2 separate regions of the Homo sapiens genome follow, and region 2 is linked to region 1. Evidence: read pairs that join two places in POLR2A ChIA-PET (ENCODE). Cell type or tissue: OCI-LY7. All regions are shown on one strand. Each heading gives the region's core, and the rest is flanking DNA. Links, peaks and the distances in the headings are about the cores only. Region 1 overlaps UBE3A (ubiquitin protein ligase E3A). Region 2 overlaps SNHG14 (small nucleolar RNA host gene 14).

What was found. ChIA-PET counts read pairs that join two places held together with the same protein. Peaks named below come from ENCODE experiments on the same cell type or tissue, not always from the same donor. Only the 100,000 strongest peaks of a DNase experiment are listed, where the experiment ranks them.
Region 2: POLR2A ChIA-PET joins it to region 1 with 5 read pairs; 2 of 35 experiments call an interaction of 5 or more read pairs at or near these places.

What each region holds. Positions count from the first base shown.
Region 1 is chr15:25,416,897-25,424,988 of GRCh38, forward strand. All of the region lies in intron 1 of UBE3A (ubiquitin protein ligase E3A), which reads right to left. It overlaps SNHG14 (small nucleolar RNA host gene 14), which reads left to right. Exons shown (of 148, transcript NR_146177.1): 148 at 1,892-2,566. Among named protein-coding and RNA genes, the nearest start is that of UBE3A, 18 kb to the right of the region's middle. In OCI-LY7, for the core only: no CTCF peak of the experiment used is centred there; a DNase peak (open chromatin) is centred at 1,515; H3K4me3 peaks cover 1,075 bases; H3K27ac peaks cover 2,238 bases.
Region 2 is chr15:25,323,520-25,331,611 of GRCh38, forward strand. The region is part of intron 146 of SNHG14 (small nucleolar RNA host gene 14); the gene reads left to right. Among named protein-coding and RNA genes, the nearest start is that of SNORD109B, 49 kb to the left of the region's middle. In OCI-LY7, for the core only: no CTCF peak of the experiment used is centred there; no DNase peak of the experiment used is centred there.

The DNA.
Region 1 (8,092 bases), core at 132-2,631:
GGGAAATCCAGTGAGAAGACAGCAGTTTTACTGAGTTCAGAATCAAGAGATCAGAGCTGAGAAAGCTGAAGTGGGTAAAATTGATGACAAGTGCCAGACAAGTGCTTGTCTGAGAAGGCAGAGAAATGGCTTCAGAAATCTGCCATTTGAGAGTCCACTGCTGAGTACTAACTGTACACGATTAAGGTAAGTGACTCCATGAAGCTAGTGAAAGAGGGGCAGTAAGCTGAAATATTCCCAGTACTTATAAAGGACTGGGAGACTCCTAAAATTCTCTCTAACCTGAGTGAAGAGAACACGGTGACACTGGGAGCATTTAGTAAAGACTCAGAAGGATCATGCCTTAGGTAGGAGCTACTACCATTAAAGCAAAGCCTTCTCTAGACAAACTCCAATGTAGCCCTGAAGGGATAAAACTGACCAGCAAGTTATTTAGGTGGCTACAAAACAAAACACTCTAAAAGAAAACAAAATCTAGACACCCAACAACAAAATATTACAATGTCCAGCATCCAATCTTAAAAAATCATTAAATATGTAAAAAACAAAAAATAAAATAAAATAAATACTAGGAAAATACAACCCATGACCAAGAGAAAAAACCAACCAACAAATTCAGAGTGAAAAAATTCAAGAAATCAATAAGTAACCTGATTTTCAAACAGCTATTACAAATATGCTCAAGAATTCAAAAAAATACATGAATAAAATGAATCAAATGGAATTTCTTGAAATATAAAGCGAAATATCTGAAATTATTTAACAAGGGAGGAGAAAAAACAGTAAAATAGAAGACAAAGCAAACTGAAGCACAGGGAAATAAAAAGACTGAAAAATAATGAATATGATGTTAATGACCTGTGGATAATACCAAACAGTCTAACATATGTGTAACTGGAGTCCCAGAAAAAGAGGAAATGATGAAAGAGGAGTAAAGGTGGTAAAAAATATATATATAGAAGAAACAATGGCAACAATCTTCCAAATTTAAGGAAAACCATAAATGTACAGATTCAAAAAGAAAAAAAAAACAAAACCCCAACAACTCTCAGCATGGTAATCATTGTGCAAATATCATAGAACGTACTTACACAAATCTAGATTAGATGGTATAGCTTACTACAGAACTAGGATACATGGTATAGCCCGGGTGCTCCTAGGTTATAAAGCTGTACAGCATGTTACTATACTGAATGAATACTGTAAGCAACTGTAACAAAGTGTAAGTATTTATACATCTAAACCTAGAAAAGGTACAGTGAAAATATGGTGGTATAATCTTAAATGACTATTGTCAACTATGATCTCGTTGACTGAAATGTCAGCATGCGGCACATGACTGTATAACCAGACTTCTCATCAAAAACAAATGCTGAAAGAAAAACACATCAACTAACCAAGAAAAAAGAAACATATATGTCCACACAGAGACTTCTTTTTTTACACAAATGTTCATTGTACCTTTTTATAATAGCTGGGAACTGAAAACAGCCTGGAACTGAAAACAGCCCAGGTGTCCCTTAACAGATGAAGTCACAAACCACCGAAACATTCAACAATATGGATGAATCTCAAAAACATTATGTTGAGCAAAAAGAAACTTTTTACAACATATAAGTATTGTATGACTCTACTTACATAAAGTTCTGCGCAAGCTAAACTAAGATGAAAACAATCTGAACAATGTTAGGTTCTAGGGGTGGTGTGGGGGGAAGGAATAACTAGGAAGAGGTGTAGGTTCTATACCCTGATAGAACTTTCTGGCAAAGGTGTATACATTTGTCACAGCTCATGAAATGGTATATGTGGTCAACTGTATTTTCCAAAGATGGTCACAATAGAAGCCATTCCACATGCTCTTAACAATGTAACACTGTCATTTTTTCATCAGGTGGTGGAGTCTATGGCCCTTCTCCTTGAATCTGAGTGAAATTAGTGAGTCTTTCAATCCAAAGACTACAGTCATACCTCAACTATCTACAGAGGACTGGTTCCAGGACTCCCATGGATCCCAAAATCCAAGGATGCTTCGAATCCCTTATATAAAATGGCATGGTATTTGCATATAACCTACATGCATCTTCAAATATGTTAAACCATCTCTAGATTACTTATAATACCAAATACAATGTAATGCTATGTAAACAGTTGTTACAATGTATTGTCAAAGACAAGCTCTCCTTGCCAATCCCTGACCAAATGAGAGATTCATGAGCAAAATAAATAGTTGCTGATATTTAAGGCACTAAGTTTGGGGCAATGTATTACACAGCAATAAATAACTGGAACAGCATAGTAAATTCTAGTTAAAAATACTAAACTACTAAGTTTTAGTTAACATACATGCTCAAGTTAAGGGTGTGGTATACTAACAACTGCAACTTACTTTGAAAAGCATAAAAAAAGACACTAGAAGAAGACAGGATGGATAGATGGACAAGATAGAAGACAATAACAAATAGAACAAAATGTTGTGAAATTATATTCTACAATTATTTTAAAGTCTGTGTGGTTTGAAAAATTGTACGATAAAATGAAGAGTGAAATAAAGACATTTCCATACAAACAAAAGCTGAAAGATTTTGTAGCCAGTAGACCTATACTTTAGAAATGTTTAAGAAATTTTTTCAAGTAAAAGGAAAATAACACCAGCAACAAACTTGGATCTACAAAAAGGAATCTCCACAAAGAAAAATAAATAAAAATGGTAAATATGAAGGTAAATATAAAGGAATGTTATTCTTAGTTTTTAAGTTTCTTCGTAAGACAACTGGCCTTTGAAAGAAATAGTTTCAAACGCTGCTGTGGAATCTATAACACATATAGAAGTAAAATGTTAAGATCATAATACCAAAAAGAATGAGGGAGAGTAAATGGATGTATACTATTCCAAAATTCTTACATTATACATTAAGAGGAATAATATTTTTGAAGGTAGATTGAGGTAAGTTAAAGGTGCATATTGTAAATCCTAGAAGTATCACTGGGGGGAAAAAAAACAGAGGGACAAGCTAATAATGGAGACAATACAAAATTCCAAAAATGCTCCATTAACCGAAAAGAAGGCAGAAAAGGAAGAAAAGATTAGACAAATAGAAAACAAATAGTGTCTTAAACACAATTATATTGCCAACTGCAATAAATGTAAATGGACTTAATCAAAAAGCAACGATCGTAAAAAGTCAATCTGAAAGCAAGATGCAACTATATGCTATCTAAAAGAAAGACATTAAATGACCAATAAGCTGAAAATAAAAACACAGCAAAATGATATAATGTGCAAAAATTAATCATAAGAAAGGAATGGATACACTAATATCAAAGTAGACTTTAGATAAGGAACATTACCAGCGATAAACAGAGACATTTCATAATGATAAAGACATCAATTAATCAAGGAGATCTAACAGTCCTAAATGTGAACACACCTAAGGACACAACTTTAAAGACTTTGCTTCAAAGCATATGAAGAAAAAATGAACAGAGCAGAAGGAAGATAAACTCAAAATTATAGTTGAAGATTTCAACATTCCTCTCTCGGTAATTAGTAAGTGGACAGAAAATCAGTAAGGATACAGAAGAAATACATTTATCTATCTGACAAAGAACATATGTTCTGAAAAGAATGTGAAAATATTTGAACAGACACACAAAAGAAAACTTCTCAACAGCAGTCATGAAGAAAATGTAAATTAAGACCATAATGACTTTTTACACCCATTAGAATGGCAATTATTTTAAATAAAAAACAGAAATTACCAAGTGTTAGAAAAGATGCAGAGAAATTGGAACCCTTATTCACTGCTGGTGGGAATGTAAAATGGTGCAGTCACTGTGGAAAACAGTATGGCAGTCTCTAAAAAAATTAAACATACAATTACCACATGACCCAGCAATTCCACTCCTAAGTACATAACCAAAAGAATTAAAAGAAGGGACTCAAACAGATACTTATATACCAATGTTCATAGCAGCATCATTCACATAGTTAAAAGTTACAAAGAGTCCAAATGTCCACTGACAAATAAATAAATAAAACAAAAAGTGATATATGCACACAATGAAATATTACTCAACCTTAAAGAATCAAATTTGGATACATGCTACAACATGAATGAACTTTGATGACTGATACGGTTTGAATATTTGTCCTGCCCAAATCTCATGTTAAAATATAATCCCCAATGTTGGGGGTGGGGCCTGGTGGGAGGTAACTGGGTCATGGGAGCAATCCCTCATAGCTTGGTGCTCTCCTTGGGATACAGAGTGAGTTCGCAGATGTGGTCGTTTAAAAAGGGTGTGCCACTTCCCCACCCTCTCTCTTGCTCCTGCTCTCGCCATATGACACGCCTGCTCCCCCTTTGCCTTCCACCATGAGTAAACTCACCATGAGGGCTCCCCAGAAGCTGAGCAGATGGTGGCGCCATGCTTGTACAGCCTGCAGCACCAGGGGCCAAATAAACTTCTTTTCTTTTTAAATTACCCAGTCTCAGATATTCATTTAAGGCAACGCAAGAATGGCCTAACGCAAGGACATTATTATTATTAAATGAAATGTGCCAGACACAAAAGGACAAAAATCGTATGATTCCACTTATATGAAGTACCTGGAAGAGTCAAATTCACATATGAAGTAGAACAGTGATTACCAGCAGATAGGGAGAGTAGGCAATGAAGAGTTACTGTTTAATGGATAGGGTTTCAGACTGAGAAGATGAAAAAGTTTCAGAGATGGATAGTGGTGATGGCTGCAGAATAATGTGAATGTACTTTATGTCACTGAACTGTACACTTAAAAATAGTTAAAATGGTATATTTGATGTTGTGTATTTTAGTACCACTTAAAAAAAAACACTGCAATGGGATACCACTACACACCTCTCAGAACGTGTGCAATTAAAGACTGAGAACATCAAATGCTGACATTTGGAGAACTGGAACTCTCATACACTGATGATGGGAATGTAAAGTAGTATAATCATCTGGAAAATAGTTTGGCAGTTCCTTATACATTTAAACATAAACTTACCATGTGACCCAGTAATTCCAATTTAAGGTATTTACCCTAGAAAAATGAAAACATATGTTCACACAAAAACATGCACACAAAACAGTACCTTTATTCGCAACAGCCTAAAACTGAAAACAATTTAAATGTTCACCAGAAAATGAATGAACTGTGGTATAGTCATATTGTATTTAAAAAAACGAAACAAACAAAAATCTGTGACAAACACAAATTGGATGAATCTCAAAAACATGCCAAGTGAAAGAAACCAGGCATGGAAGAGTACATGTTACTTGATTCCATGGATATGCAATTCTAGAGTAGGAAAACTAATAAACAGATCAGTGGTTGCCTGGGGCCAAGAGGGAGAAATGACTACAGACAGGAAGGAACTTTTTGGAGGTAATTCAATTGTTCTAAAGCTTGATTGTAGTAGCAGTGATAGTGTATATATTTATCAAAATCAATAAAACTATATAGTTAAAATGGGTGCATTTCATTGTGTATCAATTATACATCAATAAACTTGATTTTTTTCAAAGTTTGTGAGAACTTAATATAGAAAAAGGTGGCATTATCAGTGGGGAAAGGATGCCTTACAAGACAATCAGCTACCCAAGTGGAAGAAAATAAAAGGTAGATATAATTCCCAAACCATGACAAATGCAATCCAGATCTAAACCATATCATACCATATCCAAAAATATGCTGAATGCTCATATCTAACTTTCTAAATTAAAGTCTATAAAGTAAAATCACAAAAGTATCAGAAGAAAATACAAGAGATTGGCCAGGTATAGTAGCTCATGCCTGTAATCCCAGCACTTTGGGAGGCTGAGGTGGGAGGATAGCTTGAGGCCAGAAGTTTGAGACCAGTCTGGGCAACACACTGAGATACGTTCTCTACCAAAAAAAAAAAAAAAAACCAACCAACCAAAAAAAAACCAACTAGCTATAGTGGCACATGTCTATAATCTTAGCTACTTGGGAAGCTGAGGCAGGAGGATCACTTGAGCCCAGGAGTTTGAGGTTGCAGGGAGCTATGGTTGCTCCAGCCCGGGTGACAGAGTGAGATCCTATCTCTAAAAAGTTTTTGTAATATATATATGAGATCATATTTATATCAACTTTGTTAGCATGCTGAAACCCAGAAACCATAAAAGATGGACAGATTTGCCTACATAAAAACTTTAAAATTTCACATGACTAGATACTATAAAATTAAAGGTAGGTAGAGATAATATTTGCAAATTATAATAAAGAATTAAATGATATATAAAGAATGCTTACAAATTTAAAAAACAAACACCACAATAGAAATGGACCAAAAAACCAGGCAATTTCCCAGGTTATTTATAAAGACTTAAACAGATTTTATATATACATGAATCAAAACAAGGTAAATGAGCAGTCCCTAATATATTTTAAGGAATGAAACTTGCTAAAATTATTTTTTAAAAGGTAATTGGCAAAACCTATCAAATATTTAGATTGACATGATCTAATGGCCTGACATCTTATTTGTAGGAATCTACCTTACAGAAAAAATAACAGGTACCATCATTGCAAAAGCAAATATTGAAAACAACCGAATTTCCAAAACAGGCAAAGGGTCTCATAACATCATGAACTCTCAGAGTTAATTCCTAGTTCAGTTCTAAAGATTGAGAGAACACATCAGATTTAGAGTATTCCATCTCAGGTTTCTCAAGGACAATTTTTCATTAAGGCCTAATTTATTATATTTTAAAACATGCTTTTCCATCCTTTTTTCTGTTTTTCCTCTTTTCCCCCCACAAGCTTATATGGTAAAATTACCTGTAGTTAAGTGGGCATGTGATATGATGCACAGATTTAATGCAATAATTTATAAGAATTATCCAACTCCATTCTCTCAGCTGCTCTGGTCAAAAAACTTTGGCATCATGTTTTACTCCTCCCTTTATTTCCCACTTTCATCTGGTCTACTACCAAATCCTATGGACTCTATTTCAACATATATCAAGAATTCAACCACTTCTCACCACCCTCACTGTGACCACTCTGTCCATTTCAGTCACGTCTTAATCTGTACTAATGGTCTACCAATTGGTCTGTTTCTGCCCTTGTCCCCTTTTTCAGTCTATGATTAACACAGCAACCAGAGTGACCTTGCTAAACATAAGTCATACTTTTTCACTACTCTGCTCAAAGACTTCCAATAGCTTCCCATCTCACTTATAGGTAAAAATCAAACACCTTATTATGATCAAAATATCTGTACCCTCCATTCTCTCTATTTCCCATCAATTACTTTTCTAAAGCTACACTGGCCACACCTCGAGTTCTTCAAACACATCAGGCACTCTCACTTTGGGGTTTCCCTATTCACTACACTCTGCCTGAAATGCTCTTCCCCCAAATATCCACATGGCTAGCTCTCTCATCTCCCTCAGTTCTTCACCCAAGTTACCATTTCAGTGAAGTTTTCTCTACCTACCCTATCTAAAATTTCCCATCATCCTTTTCACCTGCAAACACTTCCCTTATTTGTTTCTTCTCCTTAGCACTATGTAACATATATTTTACCTATCTTTATGATCTCTTTTTAGGATTTAAGTGCCATGAAAGCAAAGGACTGAGTGGGTTTTATACACTGCTGTCTCTACCAGGACCTAGAAAAAAAGGCCCACTACACAGTAGGTGTTCAAGAAATGTTTACTAAGTGAATCAGATGGATGTGTATGTAGCCAACCATTTGAAAGATTCCTATAACACAGTTAAGAGGAAAAAAAAATTATATGAAACACAAGTTTTAGTACACAAAAATCTATGCACAAGGAATTAAAAACCTGAAATGAAATTTTAAAAAATTCAATTTGCAATACCATCAAAACATAAAATTCTTAGAAATAAATTTTTAAAGTAATAAGTACAAGACCTGTATACTGAAAACTACAAAACATGAAAGAAATTAAAGAACACCTTAATAAATGGAAAGATATCCCATGCTCATGAATGAGAAGACAGTATTAAGGTAGCAATACTTCCCAAATAGACCTACAGATTCAACACAAATCCAAGTCCTATTAAAATCCCAGTTGC
Region 2 (8,092 bases), core at 1,989-4,488, 92 kb before region 1:
AGACTGGAGCTCCTGCTGCCTCTGAGCTTCAGTGAATTATCACTCGTTGGAGGGAAGCTTCAAGCATTTTGTTATCTTTCAAGAGCAAACACAGTGTCTGTCAGCAAGAATATGTAGCAGATGCTAGTGAACAGCAGTGATTAGGGTTGAATGCTGGATTTAAATATGGAGCTTAGGCTGTGAAGGAAGCCTGAAGAACCTAGAGCCCCATGAAGCTGCCCTCTGTGAGATCTGACACCATTTCCCACTGATGAGCCATGGGTCTAATGGGTAGCACTGATTCCACATACAGTATGTGAGTGCAATACAGTGAAAGCAAAGAGAATAAAATGATGGCTAACATGATGTTCCAAACTTTAAACAGGAGAAAAACACACAATTCCATTATGTATAAGAACCCACACAGAGATCAGGAGAATAACCTCATTGGAGAATGAATGACCTGTGTGGGGAATTTAGGGTAGAGTTGAGATTGAAAAAATGGGCCGAAGTCAGGTGGCCAAGGGCCTTAATACCTTGTATACAAGATGTGTAGTCAAGGAAGACCATGCCTTACTTATGCATCAATTCCCTTGGGCCTACAAAGAGCTGCCTAGCCTGGGACTGTTGTAGAGAAAAGCTACAGTGTTCCAATGACACAGGGACTCCTCCATGTATGTATGAGTGCCCAGCTGGCTCTGTAATAAATCTTATTTTTATTTATTAACTTTTCTTGCGCATTGGCTTGATGCATCAGTTGGAAGTCAGAGGCCAAACGAAGTGAACACTGAGCCAAAGGAAGTTCTCAGCCTTTAGGGAGGCAGAATTCACTTTAAACACAATAAACAAATGAACTCACATTATACAGGAGAGAGTCAGAAGATCCCAGTGGCTGGTGTCATCGGGCCATATTTGCCCGAAGTGCCTATTCCTTATAGGAACCCACTCCCAGGGTTGATGGGCTACATCCTTAGGAGGCTTTATGCCTATGTTCTCCTGACCACTGGCTCCTCCAGGGCTGGCCTTTTTTAGTCTCTCTGTAGAGGTTCCTGTAGCTGGTTGGATATAGGCTTTCACAGAAGGGTCAGTGCCTTGGGTCTGGTTACAGGACTGTTAATCTTGCTTTGTTAAGAGTAATGTTATTTCCCCATTTCCAAATTCTCCAGGGAGATGGAATGTCAAAGATAGTATGACTGTAGCACCTAAATCCTGGGTTCCAGAAGCAGAGAAGAGAATACACTGAAGCTGTAGAAAGGCCTATTAGTCCATGTCAGAGATTAACTGGATGCGAGGACCATTTCTGGGATGGTGTATACAGAACTGGAGAACTGGATAGGGAGTCAGAAACAAAGAGCTGAAGATGATGCCTTTGAAGTTTCCAACGTGGATAACTAGGTCAACAGAATATTACTCAAGAAAGTATTAACATAGGATTGAGATGCAGTCAGTAGTAATGGAATTGAAATTTCAAAGTATATACCTCATGGATCTCAGGGGGTGTTGAGCTGATCACCTGGGCTAACACTCCTATGACCCTGGGGAAAATCAAATGACCTGGTACTGTAGCCATGGTAGGGGTGTCATCACCTTAATCCAACTGGGACAGTGCTGTTTGATATTCATCTGGAACTTGGTGCAGACCCACATTTTGCTGGGTTTCACCACAACCAAGGCTTTTTTGATTCTTTTCTCTTTTAACATCAGTACATCACTGCAAAGTTAATCCTCATATAATAGGAGATGAAACTAATTGCTTATAAAAACAAGATTTTTACAACACTAAAATTGTTCAAGCATATGGGCATATTTATAGTTGCAGGCAGTGTTTCAGATGCAGACTGTTCTTGGCTGCAGTGGTTGTTTACAGGCAGCATCTGTTCTGATTAAATATTTGATGATTATCCCCGAATGTTTTAAAGCATAGTACTGGGCTCTGCTGACTGTACAACAAACTGGCATTTTTGACCTATAGGGCACTGGGCTAGGAGATACAGTTCTGAGGGAAGTGAAAGATAGTTAACAACTGCACAACTGACCCTTTATTAGTTGCAATAAAGCAATCCAACCACCCAACCCACTGTGATGGCTTTCCTACTATTTAAGGTTGGTGGTGTCAAAGAGACACCCTCCTGTACAGTGTGCAGTGAATCAACATCATTTCCACAAAACCTCCTTCCTGCACAAAGGAATTATCATACTTTGTTACGAAGTAAAATTTTCCTGTATCAGTCACAGGAGTTCACCAGTTAAGATACTGTTAGTTGAAGACTTCTGGGGTGACTTAATGAAATAGCTCAGCCATCTGGTTTAAAAACTGGATTCTTCTATCCCTCCACACAGCTGTCCATGCACCTGCATCATCTCAAGGCTGGTCTCCCTGGTGGTAGAAAGGCTGACAGTAAAAACTGGAGCCACATGATTCCTTGCTTAGGCAGTGTTTCTTCATACTCTCACATGAGAGCAGGCATGTTCTTTCCCTAGGCTCACAGTAAACACTCTGTCAAATCTCACAGGCCCAAAGTGCTTTTGGTTATCCCCATTCCAAGCCAATCTGTGGCATGGAAGATAGCATTACCCTGACTGCCTTAGACTAATATACCTACTCCACTTCTGGGGCTGGGAATAATTTTGAGGTCAACCATCCAAACTGCATGACAGCCATTCCATGGAAGAGGTATGGCCTAAATCTTTGGGGCAACCTGAATTCATGAAAACTCTCTTAGATTTATGTAACTATTTTTAGAATTCACTTCTGTATCATTTAATTTTACTAATAAAAATACCACCTTTACCCTAAATGTCAGCCAAGCGTAAGGCTCCGTTGGGACAGAAGGAACTATCAAAGCTTTGTGTTTTTATACATTAGCAGCATTTGACAAAGAAATAACTCTGAAGGAAGGAGAATAACCAGGCAGAGTCTAGATGCATGGAAAAGAAGTCTTTGAGAAGGCTTCGCAGGCTGAAGGAAAGGGCAGGACTACTTCAGGAATACAACGTTTAAGTAAAAGAGGTTGGGGTCTGTTGATCTTGAGGAGAGATGAGGATGGACTGGAAAATAGGAGTGAGATATAGTAGGAGAGGAAAGGATATGGATGATGTATATACTGTATGGGTAACCATCAGTCGACCCTAAGAAGATAATAGTTGTTAAATGGTTAGCTATTTAATGAAAGAAACCTGAACAAGTAATAATCTTGAGTTGCAAAGTGGCTGGAGTCACACAACAGACTAAATTTCTGGTAGAACAAATCCAGCAGCTTATGTGAAGGTTACCATGTCTGAAGCTGGATAGAAAAGGTCTAACTTCCAACCAAAGTCACAGTTCTTGAGCTCGGTACACAGAGACAGACTGCTAACAGCTGATGTGTCCTCAGCGAGAGTGTCCTCATTTATATCCTCGTTCTCTTCTGCCTCCTTTTTTTGTTTTAAACTTTTGGGAAGTCTCATCATTCAATACAGTTCTAATATATCACAATAACAGAGGCGGCCCAATTTCTACAAATTGACTAATTCTATCCCTGAAAAGTTCATACAATAAAACTATACAAAGCATCATTTTCAACCATCCTATAGAAAAATTTCCCTATTAAATTTTAACTCTAAATCCTCTATCTCTGTTAATAACCTTACTAAAAACTTCCCCATCACTGCCTGCCAGGGAGATCAAAAGAAACCAAATTTAAGAAACCTCCAACACCTGTACCTGACTGAAAAGCAAACATACAGACCTTTCAGTCCTGCCCCTACTATTCAGCTCCTATCACAGAGACATGGTGGATGTCCCCTTGGGAAGCGGATAGCTCTTAGGTGGAAGCTAGGCCTGCAATAAGCAGGCCAGGAAACATGTCTCCCAGGCCCCATACTCTTGGCAGAAGCACTTGGCCACCAGACAGCATGTCCTGTCAACCTACAGAGTTCTTAAAAACAAACACTGGGACCCAGAATAGTACCCTGTGGTCATAGTGCCCACAGTTCACTAAGCACCCTCACAGGTCTTTGACAGAACACTGACTGCCAGGTCACCTGGTGGGCAGAGAAATGGAAGATTCCCAGGCCCAACTAGCATCTCAGGGAAGAACCACAAGCAGAGCAACTTTCAGAGCTGGTCGGCCAGCGTTGGCACCCAGGGAAGCAAGTGCTATTCCATATTTGGAGAGAACATAAAACTCAAGGAAACAGAGAAGTCCTACTCAATACCGTTCTCAACTGAAAACAAGAGAACTTGCAAAAAAGAAACCCAGTTTTCTGGAGTCCATGGAGAAATATGAAGCCAATGCTCGGCTAACAGAGCAGAAAGCCTTTTATAAATAATGCCAGTCAAAGCTCCAAAGGTCAGAGCTGATGCATGCCGGATTGTTCTGACAATTTCTTAGGTTTCTAGGCAACAAGGAGCTGGTCAAACAGCTCACCTCCAAGGACATACTTTATAATACCACCCTGGTAGACGAGAGCGAGGCAGCAGTGAAGGCAATAGTCAAGAACAGGAGAGGGAGGTAAAGAACAAGATGCTCTTCAGACAGTCTGGACAAAGACAGTCCCTACCCAGCTCTCAGGAGTTGCCTCCTTAAGAAGGTGGAGGCCCAGGCAGCTCCCAGGGTGACCCTAAAGACAGACTCCAAGGAAAAGGGTGTGAGGGCAATGGTGAATATAAGGAGGTCCCCTTTCAGTAGGCAGAGCAAGTCAGTTCAGGTCTTATTTTTAGAGTCTCTGAACAGTGAAGAGAAGCTTTCTGTGGACAGCATTCCACCACCATGGGAGGGGAAAGGTGCCATGAGAGACTTCTCCAGTGGGGCATACAAGCATTGTGCAGTGATCCCCAAGATCCAGCCACTGGCAGGAAATCGAAAGGCAAGCTTCTTAAATACATAGTATATGGAGACAGAAGTGTGGAGCACTCCCAAAATGAAAGGCCAAGACCCAGGAACAACCTCCACAACCTGGAGTATATACAAATGAACCCAGCCCTGCTGACTCAGATCCACACCATCCTAAAGCAGGGGTTTCTCATGAATGAAAGGGCTAAGTATTTGGTGGAGAGAATGAGAAGTCTCCCACTGCCCACACATTTTTTCTTCAGAGATTTCTTTTCCAAGAGCCCCTTGAATAAAGGAAGGGAGGGAGCACTGAATGCCCCAGAAATCAGAATGCATGGTGCGGGAAGACGACAGGAAATAGTTCTCAAAGAGATCAGAAAATAAATTGGAAGCAATTTCATTACCACAAAGAACAGACATTTTTTCTAAGGCACCCCTCCCCTTTCCACCCAATTGTCATTCAGCAACTACTGAATACTTACCAATGAAAAACGTTACCCCTGACCTCAAGGCTGCTCCTGAGCTCTGGTAGAAAATGCTTTCCTTGTCTATAAAACATGGCAAGCAAGGCAGGATTTAACAGTAAGGGCACAGTAGCACTGCAAGCCTTCAAATGGAAACCTGGAGACAAGCAGTGAGAACAGGAAGCAAAAGCAGGGCAGGTGAAGCTAGGACCAGGGCATCTGGAACTTTCCACACAGGTTGGATCTCCATGCCAGACAACAGTTTTCAAGGAAAAATATCTAAGAGGAACATGACTTTGGGAAACTTTTTGGCAGTACTGCTTACTGTATACTAGAGAGTAAAAGAATTTGGGGAACATTCACCAATTTGCTTCTTCAGGGGCTTGGGTAGGGAACGTGAACAGGAACCTGGCTCTAATTTCTGAACTTTTTTATCAGTAAAAACAATCCAACAAACGAAAGCTAGTCAGTGAGAGAACTGGGAGGGTCTGCCCTCCTTCCCTGAGTCAAGCCTTCTGGGGGGACCTCCTGACATTTAATTAAGCAAAGACAACGCCCACTGAAGGAAGCTGACCTGAAAGTGACACGCTACTGTGAAATGAGCATGAAGTGGGAGCTTGTTACATATATGAAATGGCCAGCGATCCTGAGCAAAGCGCTTCAGAGCTTGAGACCTAAGTCTTCTCATCTATATACTGAGGGCTGGACAAGATGATCTGTCAAGCCATTTTTATCCCTAATCCACCAAAATCCAATGCTTTAGTTTATTGTCACAAAAGCAGGTATCGAATGGCTATCCTGCAGTGCCTCCAATCAACATTCAGACTTTTTCCCTGAGGCAATATAAGATAACAGTTAACATGTTTTTATCAATTAGGTGGTCATGAGATAAATATATATGGGAAGTGGTAGTTTTTCACTTAAATGCATATAATAATGGTACAGCTCTCTTTGAATAGTATTTGTTTATTTCTTAAATATTTAAGTTCCTAAAGACGGTAAGAATAACCCAAGGAAGTGAAATCAATGTCACAAAGCACATGGCTAAATAACTGCAGGTTTGCAGTGCCATGTGTGAGATCAGATGACAGAAGGGAGAACTACCTTTAGGCAGAGGCTTCTCATGTCCCCTGGAGTGGCCATGTGCTGTTCTACATGACTACTTCCACTTCGGTTATGTAGAAGCTATTTAAAGCACACAGATGTTTGTGATGAGAAAAAAGCCACCCTTAATTGAATAATGGAAATTATAAGCATGATTTGAGGGTGGGGGTGGAGGTGGGAGTAGAGATGGGTAGAAAGGAGTGCAATGGAAACAAAGGAGCCTTCATAAAATTCAAGTCACTTCTTAGGATAACGTGATTGATTTACTCACCACCTTCTTAGGAACATAAAGCAAACAAGTGGGTTTTCCTTTTACTGCTTTTCTGAAATGAGCTACACTCAAGAAAGCAGCACGGGGGTTGTGCTGTCCCTGCACAGTGGCAGGAGAGTATGAGGAGCAGGTGAATGCCACAACAGCTCCATCCAAGATCATTTTTCACATGCAGGAACCATTCTTATACTACCCTTTACTGGTAATTTCTGTAGAAATCTGGAAGTCTGGTTGACACCCTCCTGTACAGTGTGCAGTGAATCAACATCATTTCCCTTGGACTTTGCAATCACGGTGGCATTCATACATTCATTCAACAAGTATGTATGTACAGGACAGTGGAGTAAAGAAAACAGATAGTTCTTACTCTCACGAGGCTTAAAATTTCAGGAGGGAACTAGGCAGTCATGAAGTAAACATAAAAACACAGATTGTAATAGGCACTAGAGAATAATGAAGACTTTGGGGAACACAATTTAAATTGGAAAAATATCTCAGTTCCGTTAACACATGTTGAAGGGGAATAGCATTGTTTTGCTGGATTTGGGGCCTGGATGCAAGCATGTTGGGTATGCATTGTAGGGTAATGCATTTCCTTCCATTTGGGCCCAAGTGTATATTTACCACCCAGTTGTGATGAGCTGGGATCCTCCTGCTCAATCTCAGCTTGAAGCACTTGGAGGTTATCTGCCTGCTGTGGGTGATTATTTTGGAGCAAGGTACTTCATTTGCCTCAAGAAACAGATTTGATACCACTACTGTGCCCTTTTGGAACAGAGAAGTAGGCAAGACCCCAGTGTGAGGCAGAGTGATGGGATCTTTAGGGACATAATTGATGATGTAACTGATGATGATTTTGGAGTTTATACATTTCCAAAGTTTCAAAATATTTTCACTTGGTTGATTTATCTTTATGGTGATGACACTACGTAGATATATGCCCTTCTTAAAAGTTACAGTAAGAGGCTGGGAGCGGTGGCTCACGCCTATAATCCCAGCACTTTGGAAGGCCGAGGTGGGCAGATCATGAGGTCAGGAGATTGAGACCATTCTGGCTAACACGGTGAAACTCCGTCTCTACTAAAAATACAAAAAAATTAGCCGGGCGTGGTGGCGGGCGCCTGTAGTCCCAGCTACTCAGGAAGCTGAGGCAGGAGAATGGCGTGAACCCGGGAGGCGGAGCTTGCAGTGAGCTGAGATTCCGCCACTGCACTCCAGCCAGGGCAATGAGCGAGACTCCGTCTCAAAAAAAAAAAAAAAAAAAAAAAAAAAGTTACAGTGAGAGTTGACATTGAGAAAAGGGAGGCCCAGCCAGGGTTATGCAAAGACACAGTAGGGAGGAGGATGGGAAGTTTCTGAGACACCCCAGTAACTGCATGGGTCCACAAAGCACATGTACAGTCTGCTCTATGCACTGCAGGTACAGCCACGAATAAGACAAAGTCTCTGCCCTCATGGAG